2 separate regions of the Homo sapiens genome follow, and region 2 is linked to region 1. A link is an interaction called in ENCODE POLR2A ChIA-PET data of the cell type or tissue named here. Cell type or tissue: A673. All regions are shown on one strand. Links, peaks and the distances in the headings refer to the core of each region. The heading gives the core; the rest is flanking DNA. Region 1 has its middle 59 kb from the start of PLEKHG3. Region 2 overlaps SPTB (spectrin beta, erythrocytic).

The links. ChIA-PET counts read pairs that join two places held together with the same protein. Peaks named below come from ENCODE experiments on the same cell type or tissue, not always from the same donor. Only the 100,000 strongest peaks of a DNase experiment are listed, where the experiment ranks them.
Region 2: POLR2A ChIA-PET joins it to region 1 with 6 read pairs; 4 of 35 experiments call an interaction of 5 or more read pairs at or near these places.

What each region holds. Positions count from the first base shown.
Region 1 is chr14:64,640,916-64,650,584 of GRCh38, reverse strand. No RefSeq gene overlaps it. Among named protein-coding and RNA genes, the nearest start is that of PLEKHG3, 59 kb to the left of the region's middle. In A673, for the core only: no CTCF peak of the experiment used is centred there; DNase peaks (open chromatin) are centred at 4,314 and 4,964; H3K27ac peaks cover 2,347 bases.
Region 2 is chr14:64,770,094-64,774,116 of GRCh38, reverse strand. SPTB (spectrin beta, erythrocytic) reads left to right here. Exons shown (of 36, transcript NM_001355436.2): 25 at 693-897; 26 at 1,163-1,537; 27 at 2,988-3,232. Among named protein-coding and RNA genes, the nearest start is that of MIR7855, 14 kb to the left of the region's middle. In A673, for the core only: no CTCF peak of the experiment used is centred there; no DNase peak of the experiment used is centred there.

The sequences.
Region 1 (9,669 bases), core at 3,900-6,399:
AGCCCAGGAGTTCAAGGCTGCAGTGAGCTATGATCATGGCACTGCACTCCAGCCTGGGCAACAGAGCAAGATCCTGTCTCAAAACACACACACACCCCAATAAAACAGCTTTTTGCTGTACCCCCATTTCCAGACCTGCTTAGGCAGCAGTGGCCCCAGCAATCCCAGCCATTCAAGGATACAGTCGCTGCCTCTGCGGAGCTTGCTGCACCCAGACTCAGGCTCAAGTGCAGCACCTTGTTTGACTCGTCCAGTGCACACCTTCCTGAGACGAGTTCAAGGGGCGGGCTGCAATGACTTCTGCACCTACATTATCATCCTTCTTCTAAATTCCCCTGAACGTTCCCCTCAGAGTTGCCTTCCCCTGATTCGCCCCCGATCTGTTCCAATTCTCCAAAAGTTGCTCCCACAGAATGAACTAAAAAAGCATGCGCAGATGCATAATCTCCAGCCCAGTCCTCAGCTTTCTCAATCAGCTGTGGTCATTTTAGGTCGGGGCGCTCTGGAGCCCAGGTGTTATCAGTTCACGTAACGCAGGTGTGGCAGCCTCCCCCTTCCCACCTCATCCCTTGTCCCTTTGAGGTGAGCAGAGAATTGCTCTTTCCTGACCAGGGACATCTTCTCTGCTGACCGCAAACTATCAGTCCTGTGCTGCCACCACCCCCGATGACACAGGGGCTGTGACATTTCACCAGTGTCCCTTTAGGATGCCTGACGGGGTTTTCTCTGTGAACCTGCCTTGCTATCCTCCCCAGGGGGCTGAGGTGATGTCAGCCATCCTTTGTGGATGGCCAGGTGGTTCTTCGAAGATCCGGTGCCGTGGGAGGAGCAGGAGTTTCAACTACACAACGCTGTCATCGCCTCAAAAGCAACATAAGGGGAGAGAGTTGCTGCACAAGCTGCCCAGGGCTGCAATAACAAAGTACCACAAACTGGGTGGCTTACAACAGACATTTACTGTCTCACAGTTCTAGAGACAGGAAGTCCACACTCAAGGTCCCAGCGGGGCCATGCTCACTCACTCGGAAGGTGCTCGGGAGGGATCTGTTCCAAGCCTCTCTTCCTTGGCTCTAGTTCCTTGGTGTGTGGCAACATCACTCCCATCTGCACGTGGTGTTCTCCTGTGGACATGTCTGTGTGCAAATTCCCCCACCACCCTACCCTTTTTTTTTTTTGATACAAAGTTTCACTCTTGTCGCCCAGGCTGGAGTGCAATGGCACAATCTGGGCTCACTGCAACCTCTGCCTCCCGGGTTCAAGTGATTCTCCTGCCTCAGCCTCCTGAGTAGCTGGGATTACAGGTGCCCACCACCATGCCCAGCTAATTTTTGTATTTTTACTAAAGAGAGAGTTTGACCATATTGGTCAGTCTGGTCTTGAACTCCTGACCTCAAGTGATCCGCCCACCTCAGCCTCCCAAAGTGCTGGGATTATAGGTGTGAGCCACCACACCCGGCCAATTTCCCCTTCTTAGAAGGACACCAGTCATAGTCAATTAGAGTTCACACTAATGATCTCATTTTAACTTGTTTAACCCTATCTCCAAAAACAAACAATACAAAAAGACCCTGTCTCCAGATAGGGTCACATCATGAAGTGCTGGTGGTGAGGATTCCAGCCTATCCTCTGTGGAAGAAACACAATTCAACCCATAAGAACTGCAATCCTGGGCCTTCAAAATAAGGTGGTGGGGCTGTAGGCTGCTTTCTGTCTTTCTCTTTTAACTTCTCTTCTGTACTCCAAGTTTTCCTCTTTCCAGGCAACTGACTTTTCCATATCCCCTGGTCCAGGGTTCCTTAGCCCCTCCTTGGCTACAGCAGGAGGTCTCTTGTGGGATTCTTTCTTCTGCCAGTGGAGGCCCCTGTGCTGAGCCATTGTGATGCTGCAGTGCGAGGTGACTGTATGGTTGGGGATCACTATGGAGTTCAGTCTTCTCACCAGCCAGAGGAGCGACAGATGTGTTCACCGCTTTTCCCAAAAACGTGACAAACCATTCCAAGATAAGCACTGACCAGTCTCAGTGCTTGTTGGCTTGTTTGTTTGGTGCAGAGTTGAGTTAATCATTCTCTCCAGTTCAAGGGAATTTCCATCAAGGGTCATCGCTACCTCCTCTTCTTTTTTTTTTTTTTTTTTTTTTTTTTTTTTTTTTTTTCGAGACAGAGTCTCACTCTGTCGCCCAGGCTGGAGTGCAGTGGCAGGATCTTGGCTCACTGCAACCTCCACCTCCCAGGTTCAAACGATTCTCCTGCCTCAGCCTTCTGAGTAACTGAGATTACAGGTGCCCACAAACATGCCCAGCTAATTTTTGTATTTTGTTTAGTAGAGACGGGGTTTTGCCGTGTTGGCCAGGCTAGTGTTAAACTCCTGATCTCAGGTGATCTGCCCGCCTTGGCCTTCCAAAGTGCTGGGATTACAGGCATGCACCACCATGCCCGCCTAATTTTTTGTATCTTTAATAGAGCCAGGGTTTCACCACGTTGGCCAGGCTGGTCTTGAACTCCTGACCTCAGGTGATCCATTCGCCTCAGCCTCCCAAAGTGCTGGGATTACAGGCATAAGCCACCATGCCCGGCCTACCTCCTCTTCTGCTTGGTCTTTTCCTTTCCTCATCAATCGTCTCTCCCAACCCTGCCTCCTTCCAAAGGCACCCACTCTGGGGTTTGCTGCAGGTCCTTGTCAAGTAGATAGAGGTTTTTTGTTTGTACTTGTAATTTATATAAATAGTGTAGTGTTCTAGATGGTATGTGTCTCACCTGTATCATTCTATTGATGTTCCTCATGTTAATATGATTTTATTCCCACTCCTTGTGTACCATAAGCTCTGACATTTGTTAGGTTAAATAACATTTTATTCTTTCTGGACCAGTTTACATTACACGAGCCTTAGAAGTCACTATAATTGATACTCTCCTCCACATCCTGAAGGGGCAATGCTCAGTCTGATTCGATTGACTTCTCATTCTACATCTTTCCACCCATCTCCCTTGGAAAGGGCAATGGGGCCTTTCCCACTTCACCTCATGTGGCCCAGACACTTAAAAATGCACTGCAGTTGGCCGGGCACGGTGGCTCACACCTGTAATCCCAGCACTTTGGGAGGCCGAGGCGAGCAGATCACGAGGTCAGGAGATCGAGACCATCCTGGCTAACACAGTAAAACCCTGTCTCTACTAAAAATACAAAAAAAATTTGCCGGGCGTGTTGGCAGGAGCCTGTAGTCCCAGCTACTTGGGAGGCTGAGGCAGGAGAATGGTGTGAACCCAGGAGGCAGAGCTTGCAGTGAGTGGAGATAGCACCACTACACTCCAGCCTGGGCGACAGAGCAAGACTCCATCCCAAAAAAAAAAAAAAAAAAAGCACTGCGGTCGAGATAAATGATGCAGTGAGGATTCAACCAGCCATATCCAGCATGTGGGGATTGCAGAGGACAAACGACCTGGTTTCTTTAACACATAAATGTAATTGAAAGAAGGCAAGGGGGTAAGGGAGAAATGACAACGGATTAAGAAATACTTAAGAGATATATCAACCAAATGCAATGTGAGAACTTTATTTAGATCAGGATGTAAAAAAAATAACTGTAAAAAGATATTTTTAAAGATATTGGGGGGCGCTGGGCGTGGTGGCTCACGCCTGTAATCCCAGCACTTTGGGAGACCGAGACGAGAGGACCACTTCAGCCCAGGAGTTCAAGACTAACCTGGGCAACATAGCGAGACCCTGTTTCTATTTAAAAAAAAAAAAAACACAAGATATTAGGGTAATTTGCAACACAGATTATAAATGAGATGAGGTGATGGAATTACTAATTTTGTTAGGCATGGTCATTTCATTATTGGTATGGTAGTTATAAAGTTCTTACCTGCTAGAGATGGAAACTTGAAGCCAGATGAAATAATATGATGTCTAGTATTTGCTTTAGGACTCTAAGCCTAGTGCAGTGGCTCACACCTGTAATCATGGCACTTTGGGAGGCTGAGGTGGGAGGATCGCTTGAGCCCAGGAATTGAAGACCAGCCTCAGCAATATAGCAAGACTCTGACTCTACTACTACTACTACTACTAATAATAATAATAAAAATTAGCCAGGTGTGGTGGTGCACACCTATGGTCCCAGCAATGACTCTAGTGTAGGGGCCAGCAAATTTTTTCTGTAAAGGACCGGATAGCAAATATTTTAGCTTTTGAGGGCCATATGGTCTCTATCATGACTGCTCAGCCTTGCTGTTGTGTTGCAAAAGCAGCTATGGAAAATACATAAGTGAATGGCATGGCCGTGTTGCAATAAAACTTTGTTTACAAGAACAGGAGGCAGGCTGGATTTGGCCCATGGGATTGTCATTTACCAATCCCAGCTCTACCGCAAAAAAAAAGGAGGGGGCAGATAGGTGAAAAAGATGTACAAAATGTCGATATTTGTTGAAGCCGGATGACTTAATACATGGTAGTTCATTTCACTATCTTCTCTATTTTTGTATGTTTGAATATTTCCGTACCTAAAAAATATTCAAATGCATGGAAGAGATCTTTTTGCAGAAAAAGGCCTTTCACCTCCCTCCTTCTCTCTTTATCTCCCCCACTTCTTTTACCTTTGCCTGTCATTTTCTCAGGGCTGTTTCAGATGCCCACTGGCACACACACTTGCACTTCAATGTATTTTCAAAATCAGAGTGAATGTCCTAGGCAGCCCCACTGCTGAGGAATGCCACAGAATTCTGCAGCAAACCCTTAGGATGGGGTCGCAGATGGTTTCCCAAGAGACTCCCAGGCCATTTCCTCTCCGAGTTTTATACCCTTGTAAACACTTTTCCTAAAATGGAGTTTCCAGTCCTGGGGGCTGAAGCAAACCGCCCTCAGGGAAGCACTGTTGTTTTCTTCTTTCTCAGCAGGAAACAGGAATGTCCTGGGGAGTGTTAGAAATTTACCAGACGGCTCTGGTGAAGGGCTGGGAACTTCAGCTGGAATTTGGAATATGGTCAGCATCTGGGAGTTCAAAGGAAAAAATGTGAAGCTATTCATCAGACTCCATAAATTCTCTTAAAAGTAGATCATTATAAAATAAAGAGGAGACACTAGGTCATGTTGTCAGGTTAAAGGAATTACGCACATCTCCCATGAAACTGCCCTGAATGCGTAGGCGGAGCACATATGTCATTTCAAATTGTGGGTGGCAGCTCTACTAAGGAAAGAACAGCCTTTAACCCTTCTTTTCCAAGATCCTTCAGGGCATGACGGGGCCTCTGCAAAAGCTGGCCCTACCCTGTCTTCCCCGTGCAGGAACTGGGTGCTCTCTACCTGTCCTTAGCATGTGCCTCTGCCCCCGCCTGGCAGTGGTACAGGAAAGGGGACCCAATCCAGACCCCAAGAGAGGGTTCTTGGATCTCACACAAGAAAGAATTCAGGGCAAGTCCATAGAGTAAAGTGAAGCAAGTTTATTAGGAAAGTAAAGGAACAAAAGAATGGCTACTTCATGGACAGAGCAGCCCCGAGGGCTGCTGGTTGCCCATTTTTTGTGTTTATTTCTTGATTACATGCTAAACAAGGGGTGGATTATTCACGCCTCCCTTTTTAGACCATATAGGATAACTTCCTGTCATTGCCATGGCATTTGTAAACCATCATGGCGCTGGTGGGAGTGTAGCAGTGAGGATGACCAGAGGCCAGTCTCGTGGCCATCTTGGTTCTGGTGAGATTTAGCCGGCTTCTTTACTGCAACCTGTTTTATCAGCAAGGTCTTCATGACCTGTGTCTTGTGCCGACCTCCTATCTCATCCTGTGACTAGAATGCCTAACCTTCTGGGAATGCAGCCTAGTAGGTTTCAGCCTTATTTTACCCAGCCCCTATTCAAGATGGAGTTGTTCTCGTTCGCATGCCTCTGACAGTAGGATCTTGCTCTCTCTAGTCACTTATCTAAGCTCAGCGTTCCATCTGAGTTCTAGCTCTTGTTGAAGGTAAGAGACCTTTCCTGTCCATGCCAGCTCCTGGTAGGCTCTCTTCTCATGAGCTTCTCCAGCACATTCTGATGGTACCATCTGTTATCACATAATGTGTTTTGCCCTATTTACCACCTAGGAGAATGAATGCTGGCTGCTGTAACAGATGATCCAAATTCTCAGTCGATTAACACAATAAAAGTTATTTTCACTCGTCACAATACAAGGTGACTGTTCCTGGCCAGGTAAGCCTCCCACATAGTCATTCAGGGTCCCCCAAGCTCTCTCTACTTTGTGGCTCCATCCTTTTCTAGGTCCTTGGAGTCTTGGCCGTTTAGTTGGCAGATGAAAAAAGACAGCATGAGGAAGGTACACTCATTTCTTTCGTAAAACACTTTGGGAGATTCATCCATACTGTGACGTGAAGCAACAGTTCATTCTCTTTCATTGCTGTATAATATTCCATTGCATGAACATACCATGATTTATTCATTCATTCTACTACTAATGGGCATTAGGTTGTTTTCCGTTTTAAGCTATTATCAATAAAGCTATTATGAATGTGTCTTTTGGTGCACGTACGTGTACATTTCTGTTGGGCATGTACCTAGAAGTAGAATTCCTGGGTCATAGGGCATACATATGCAAAGATTTGGTATATGTTGGCAAATAGTTTTCCAAAGTGATTAGACAAATCCACATGCCCGTCAGCATTGCATGAGACTTCCAGTTGCTCCACCTCCTTGCTGACACTTGGTATTGTCTCTTTTTCATTTAGCTATGCTGGTATGGCTGCAGTGATGTCTCCTTGTGGTTTTAACTTGCATTTTCCTAATGACTAATGTTATTGAGGACTCTTTTAATAGGTTCATTAGCCATTTTGATATTCTGTTTTGGGAATTTCCTGTCCAAGGCTTTGGCCTACTTTTCTATTGGGAAGTCTGTTCTTTTCTTATTGGTTTGAAGAAGTTATTTATATATTCTGGATATGAATTCTTTGTCAAGTATATGTATTGCAGATATACTCTCATACTCTGGAGCTTTCCTTTTCACTCTCTACATGGTATTCTTGATAAACAGAAGTTTTGAACGTTAACAAAATTATGAAATGTCAATCTTTTCTTTTATGGTTAGTATTTTTTTGTGAACCATTCAAGAAATCTTTGTCTACCTCAAGGTCATGAAGATATTCTATGTTATCTTTTAGAAGCTTTATTATTTTGCCTTTCACATGTAGGTCTATGATTTATCTGTAATTTATTTTTGCGTTTGATATGATGTAGAGATCAAGGTTTGTTTTTTCCTGGTTGAATAACACCATTCTTCCTCCCACTTCATTGCAGTGGGAACTTTGTTGCAAATTAGGTGACTGTTTATGTGTGGGTCCATTTGGGGACTCTATTTTATTATATTGGTCTATTTGTTTATGCTCTCTCTGCTATCATGCACTTTTAGTTATGGTAGCTTAAAAATCAGTGCTTTATATCTTCTATCTTTGTTCTTCCTCAAGATTGTCTTTGCTGTGCTTAGCACTTTGCATTTCAAAATTTGCTTATCAGTTTTTACATGTACACATATAAGTCTGCTGGGATTTTGATTGGAATTGAATTGAATCTATAAATAAATTTGGGGAAGTTAACAGCTTTATAATATTCTTTCAATCCATGGACATAGTAGTATATGCCTCTTTTTTTGTAGTTTTTGGTATAGAAGTCTTACATATCTTTTGTTGTTTATTCCTAGCTAGTGTTTTTTGATGTTATTGACAAGGGAACTATTTTTGCAATTTCACTTTCCAAAGACATACAATTGACTTTTCTATACTGACCTGTCTGGTTATCTTGACACATTAATTTCTTAACCATTTTGACCACTCCCACTCACAGTTCATTAGCCAGAATGAACTGGCTACATCTAAATGCAAGGGAGGCTGGGACAGTGAGCCTACCTGAGTACCTAGGAAGAAACGGAAAGGAATTTCAGTGAACATAGAAGATGCTTCTACACTCTATGTTGAGATTTGAACATCCATGGGTTTACCCTGTGACCTCATTATGCTGCAAGGAGTTATAAAGCTTTATAAAGCTCTCCAGGAACTTAAACCAAGTGTTCAGCCAATTTATAACTTGAGGAGTCCTTTAGAATACTTTAATTTGAAAAAGATTGCATTAAAAGTTAAACTCTTATAAACTGTGGTACATCCATTTGATGGAATATGATTCAGCACTAAGAAGAAATGATCTATCAAGCCATGAAGACATGGAGGAAACTTAAGTGCATATTACTAATCAAAAGAAGCCAATCTGAGAATGCTATATACTGTATGACTCCAATTACATGATACTCTGAAAGAGGCAAAACTATGGAGACAATAAAAAGATCAGTGGTTGCCAGGAGCTAAGGGATGGAGAAGGATGAATAGGCAGAGCACAGAGGATTTTTAGGGCAGTGAAACTACTCCATATGATACTATAATGGTGGACACATGTCATTACACATTTGCTAAAACCCGTAGAATGTATAACAGCAAGAGTGAATCCAAATGTAAACAATGGACTTTGGGTGGTAGTGATGTGTGATAGGTTCATTGATTATAACAAAAGTACCACTCTGGTGTGGGATGTGGGTGGTGGTGGAGGCTTTGCACGTCGTGGGAGGAGGCATATGTGCACTATGTACCTTCTGCTCAATTTTACTGTGAATGTAAAACTGCTCTAAAAAATGAAGTCAGGCAGGCATGGTGACTCATGCCTGTAATCCTAGCAATTTGGGAGGTCAAGGTGGGAGGATCACTTGAACCCAGGAGTTTGAGATCAGCCTGGGCAACATAGAGAGATCCCAACTCTACAAAATAAAAATTAAAAATTAGCCAGGTGTGGTGGTGTGTGCCTGTAGTCTCAGCTATTTCGGAGGCCAAGGAAGGAGAATCCCCTGAGCCCAGGAGTTTGAGGCTACAGTGAGCCAAGATCGCACCACTGCACTCCAGTCTGGGTGAGAGAGTGAGAGCCTGTCTCAAAAAAGAAAAAAAAAGCCCAGGCACAGTGGCTCACACCTGTAATCCCAGCACTTTGGAAGGCTGAGGCAGGCAGATCATGAGGTCAGGAGTTCGAGACCAGCCTGGCCAACATAGCAAAACCACATCTCTACTAAAAATACAAAAATTAGCCAGACATCGTGGTGCACGCCTGTAGTCCCAGCTACTCGGGAGGCTGAGGCAGGAGAATCACTTGAACCCGGGAGGCGGAGGTTGTGTGAGCCAAGATTGCGCCACTGCACTCCAGCCTGGGCAGGAGAGCAAGACTCTGTCTCAAAAAAAAGTCTATTTTGGAAAATTTAAAGTTTGTCACTTTGGATAATCATATGGCCCCAAGGTAATCATAAACATATATGCAAAGCATCACTTTGAAGTCACATGGTAGAAATCTGTCATAAATTCAGAGTGGACATAAAAATGAACCAAATTATGCTCACGTTGCTATGATTTTAGATTAGCATTGAAATAAAATGCATGTCATACACTTCCTAAAGAACTTGCAGGCTATACTCCTGACCCTACTCCATCCCTTGATTATATTACAACTACCTAAGGCTGAAGTCACACATAAACAAGCTATAACCTGCCAAAGCTGGCTTCTTTACCTTGTGAATGACCTGGTTCAATTTTTTTCTCTTACTGCAATCTCTTGTTTTGTTTAATTGCTGTTAACAAGCACAAATGATTCAACTCTTTCAATT
Region 2 (4,023 bases), core at 91-2,590, 130 kb before region 1:
CGAAGGGTTACAATATGCTAAGGGACACTGAAGACTACTTTAGCTTTTATTTTTATGGTCCAGAAGGTCTCCAGGACTTCACAGTCCAGACAGAACCATGATGTAGGAGTGCAGGTGGAAACCTGTGCCCACATGGGCTGCGAGGTTTTGTGGATCCTGCATAAATGGAAGCCCACTGGGCCACAGACCACACACTGCCCCCAGCCATGGCCCTGTCCTCAGCTGCCATTAGGGTGCCCACCACTGTGGGTCCTCAGCAGCCACCCCAGAGGTTTCCCTGGGAGCCACATTGTCTGGGCCCCTAGTATGTCTTTTCCCTCCCTGGAGGGCTGAGCAGAGCTGTTGCTGCGGGAGCCCCACTCAGGTAGTGCTGCTCCCCCAGCCTCTCTGGAAGAACAATGGAGGCGTTCCCCATTTGCACTTGTCCCTGTAAGCTTGCCAGAGTGAGGGGCACCATGGGAAGCACCCCTCCAGGACAGAATTCCAGGACACAGTGTGTCATCCCCTGAGGCTAGGGTGTGGCCCCTTCTCTCCCCAGCTCTTCCCCGGCAAAGCCCCTGTCATTTCTCCAGAGCTTCACTCCCTACCTATCCCTGCCAGGGGGCTGTGGTTGGCATATGTTGGCTCCCTGGAGCCACGGCTCTGGGTTCGTGGCTGCCGTCTCTGAGGGCCTTTTTGGTTTTGAATTCCAGGGAACAGATCATCAGACTTCAGGGGCAAGTGGACAAGCACTACGCAGGGCTGAAGGACGTGGCGGAAGAGCGCAAGCGCAAGCTGGAGAACATGTACCACCTGTTCCAGCTCAAGCGGGAGACCGACGACCTGGAGCAGTGGATTTCAGAAAAGGAGCTAGTGGCCTCTTCCCCGGAAATGGGGCAAGACTTTGACCACGTGACTGTGAGTAGCCACAACTCCTGCTGTTTTTGTCTTTCTCTAATGCGGTAGACGCAGCCAGCCGTCACTCAAGACACACAGAGTGCTGCATAGGACGTAACCTCCCCAGTGTGAGGCGGGACCAGCCGATGCAGGCCTGCCCTGGGGAAGGTGTGACAGCGCAGCTCCCGGAGCTGCAGTTGCTGCCTGGGAAAGTCTTTGGCTAAGCTGGTGACACCTGTAACCCCTGTGCCCCCCATAACCACATTTCTGTCTGCCCCATGCCTAGCTTCTGCGGGACAAGTTCCGGGACTTTGCCCGGGAGACCGGGGCGATTGGGCAGGAGCGGGTGGACAATGTGAATGCCTTCATCGAGCGACTCATCGACGCGGGCCACAGCGAGGCGGCCACCATCGCCGAGTGGAAGGACGGGCTGAACGAGATGTGGGCAGACCTCCTGGAGCTCATTGACACGCGCATGCAGCTGCTGGCCGCCTCCTATGACCTGCACCGCTACTTCTACACGGGTGCCGAGATCCTGGGCCTCATCGACGAGAAGCACCGCGAGCTGCCCGAGGACGTGGGGCTGGACGCCAGCACGGCCGAGTCCTTCCACCGGGTGCACACAGCCTTCGAGCGGGAGCTCCACCTGCTGGGTGTCCAGGTACCTTCAGCCCCCTGCCGCCCACCTGCTACCAATTTCCAGGAGCCCTGGGTGTCAGTCCCCACCTGGCTGTCAGCAGGAAAACCTCTAGGATAAGTGCCAGGAGGTTTTGCCTCCTTAGACAGCCAGGAGCTCAGGGCTGGGAGCAGTGGCTTTCAGATGTTCCTTAGCTTCAGAAGTCATTCTTTAAACTGAATCCTCACAAAAGGCCAATGCATACAATACTATACGGTTGCAGTTTCTCCAGTTGTGCAGTACTATTAGTGGACACACGCACAGCACTTTTCTAGCACCAGGTGCTCTTCTGAGCAATGTATGTAGCCGCTGGACCCTCATGGCAGTCCTCTGAGGCAGCTACTAATATTCCCTGCACTTTGTAGATGAGAAAAGGGAGAGGTAGAAGACCCATAAGTTTCCCAGGAACATGTAGGTACGAAGTGGAGCCAGGGCTCAGACCCTGGCAGTCTAGCTATAGACCCCACATACTTAGCCACCGGGCACTTCAGCCTTTCCACATGGGAGCTGGAGAGCCCCCAAGTTCTACTGTTCAGACCCCTGCCCCATCACTGGAGTGCCCTCCGCAGATCCGTAGGGTGCCCCAGAGCTTGGTGTGATAGAAAGGGCAAATGCAAGGGGGCCCCTGTTGCTGAGGGCTCCCCCAGCTTCCAGTGCAGCAGGGAGAGGTAGGCTGGCTGCGCAATCCCAGGCCAGCCCTGCAGGGCTTGGGGACAGAACACCAGGGTTGGCTGGGCCCCTGGTTCATCCAAAAGGGGACCTCTTAGGGAAGTGTCCTCCAGCTGGAGTGGAGGGCCTGGTGTGTGGCTGTTGCATTTGGGGATGCCAGGGCCCCTGAGATAGGTGTAGCCCCACTGAGGTCTTAGGAGTGAGGTTTCACTGTCCCCAGGGCCAGCCTCAATCAGGGGATCTGGTGCAACCACTTCCTTGGAGAGGCAGCACACAGAATGGTTAAGAACGGGGACTCAGGAGCACGGTGCAAATCCCAGCTGTACCCCTTTACTAGTGTGAAGGACCCTGGACCAGTTACTTAGCTTCCTTGTGCCTCGTTTTCCCCATCTCAGAAACAGCAATAGTAATAGTACCTCCTTCCTGGGTTTGTTGGAAAGACGAAGAGAGTTCATCAGTAGAAAGTGTTTAGAACAGTGCCTGATATGTAGTTCCTCTCATTAGTGTATTGTTGAGGAGATCAAAGGGCAGGATTTCCTCTCACTCCCAAACCTTCACAAAGTTCAAGAGGTATCTTGGGTAGGCAGAGGTGTTAAAGCAAGGAGTCTTCTCCTACAGCACCCACTGGGTGGAGGCTGAAGATCCTACCTTCCAGCAGTGCCCTGGGCAGGGAGGCCAGGAGGAGGTAGCTGCCCTTCCAGTCCTAGGCCCACAGCACCTAGGGAGCAATGTCCAGGGAACAATGTCTGATTTTGCCTGACCACAGGTGCAGCAGTTCCAGGACGTGGCCACCCGTCTGCAGACAGCATATGCTGGGGAGAAGGCAGAGGCCATCCAGAACAAGGAGCAGGAGGTGTCTGCCGCGTGGCAGGCGCTGCTCGATGCCTGTGCCGGGCGCCGGACCCAGCTAGTGGACACGGCGGATAAATTCCGCTTCTTCAGCATGGCCCGTGACCTCCTCTCCTGGATGGAGAGCATCATCCGGCAGATCGAGACCCAGGAGAGGCCCAGGTGAGGGGAGTGTCCTTGAGGCAGAGGCAGCTCCTCTCCAGGCCAGAGGAGCCCGGCCAACCAGGGTGCTGCACTGTGGCTCCTCCGTGAAGGGACAGTCCTGGACTATCGTTCCATGAAAATCCCTGGGGGACACTTGAGGCCTGAGGCTGGATCGAGGCAGAAATGGCCTGGGTCAGCTTCCACTGGGAGGACCAATCGCTCCAGAGTCAGGAGAGTCCTGAGTGTAGAGAGAGAGACATCTGTCATTCAGGTTCTCTAATGGGAACAGTGACCATGGTTGTCAGTGAAAATAAGCAACTCACATATCCAAAGCTGGGCAGGTCTAAGACTGCGCATTCTTCTCCCAGCCCTGGGATGTGAGGGGGCCCTTCCCCCAAAACTCAGGAAGAAGCTCATCGTCCATGAGAGGAGGAGTCAGGCATGTGGGCAGTGAGAGCCCCTGCAGAGATCAGACCACTCTGCCCAGTCTGTGTCACTTCATCAGTTATTGCTGATCCATCTCCATCCTATTGCCCCTAAGGTGTCTGTCCTGATGGTCTTACTTTTAACATCCTTATGGAGATATAATTCACATACCACACTTCATCCATTTAGTGTGTATCATTCAGTGGTTTTTAATATATTCGCTGTTACACAACTATCCCCACAATCTAAGGTTAGAAGATTTTCATCACTCCGCCCCTATTAGCAGTCACTCCCCATTCCCCTCTCTTCCTAGTCCCTGGAAACCACTACTCAACTTTCTGTCTCTCTAGATTTGCCTGTTCTGGACATTTCATATAAATGGA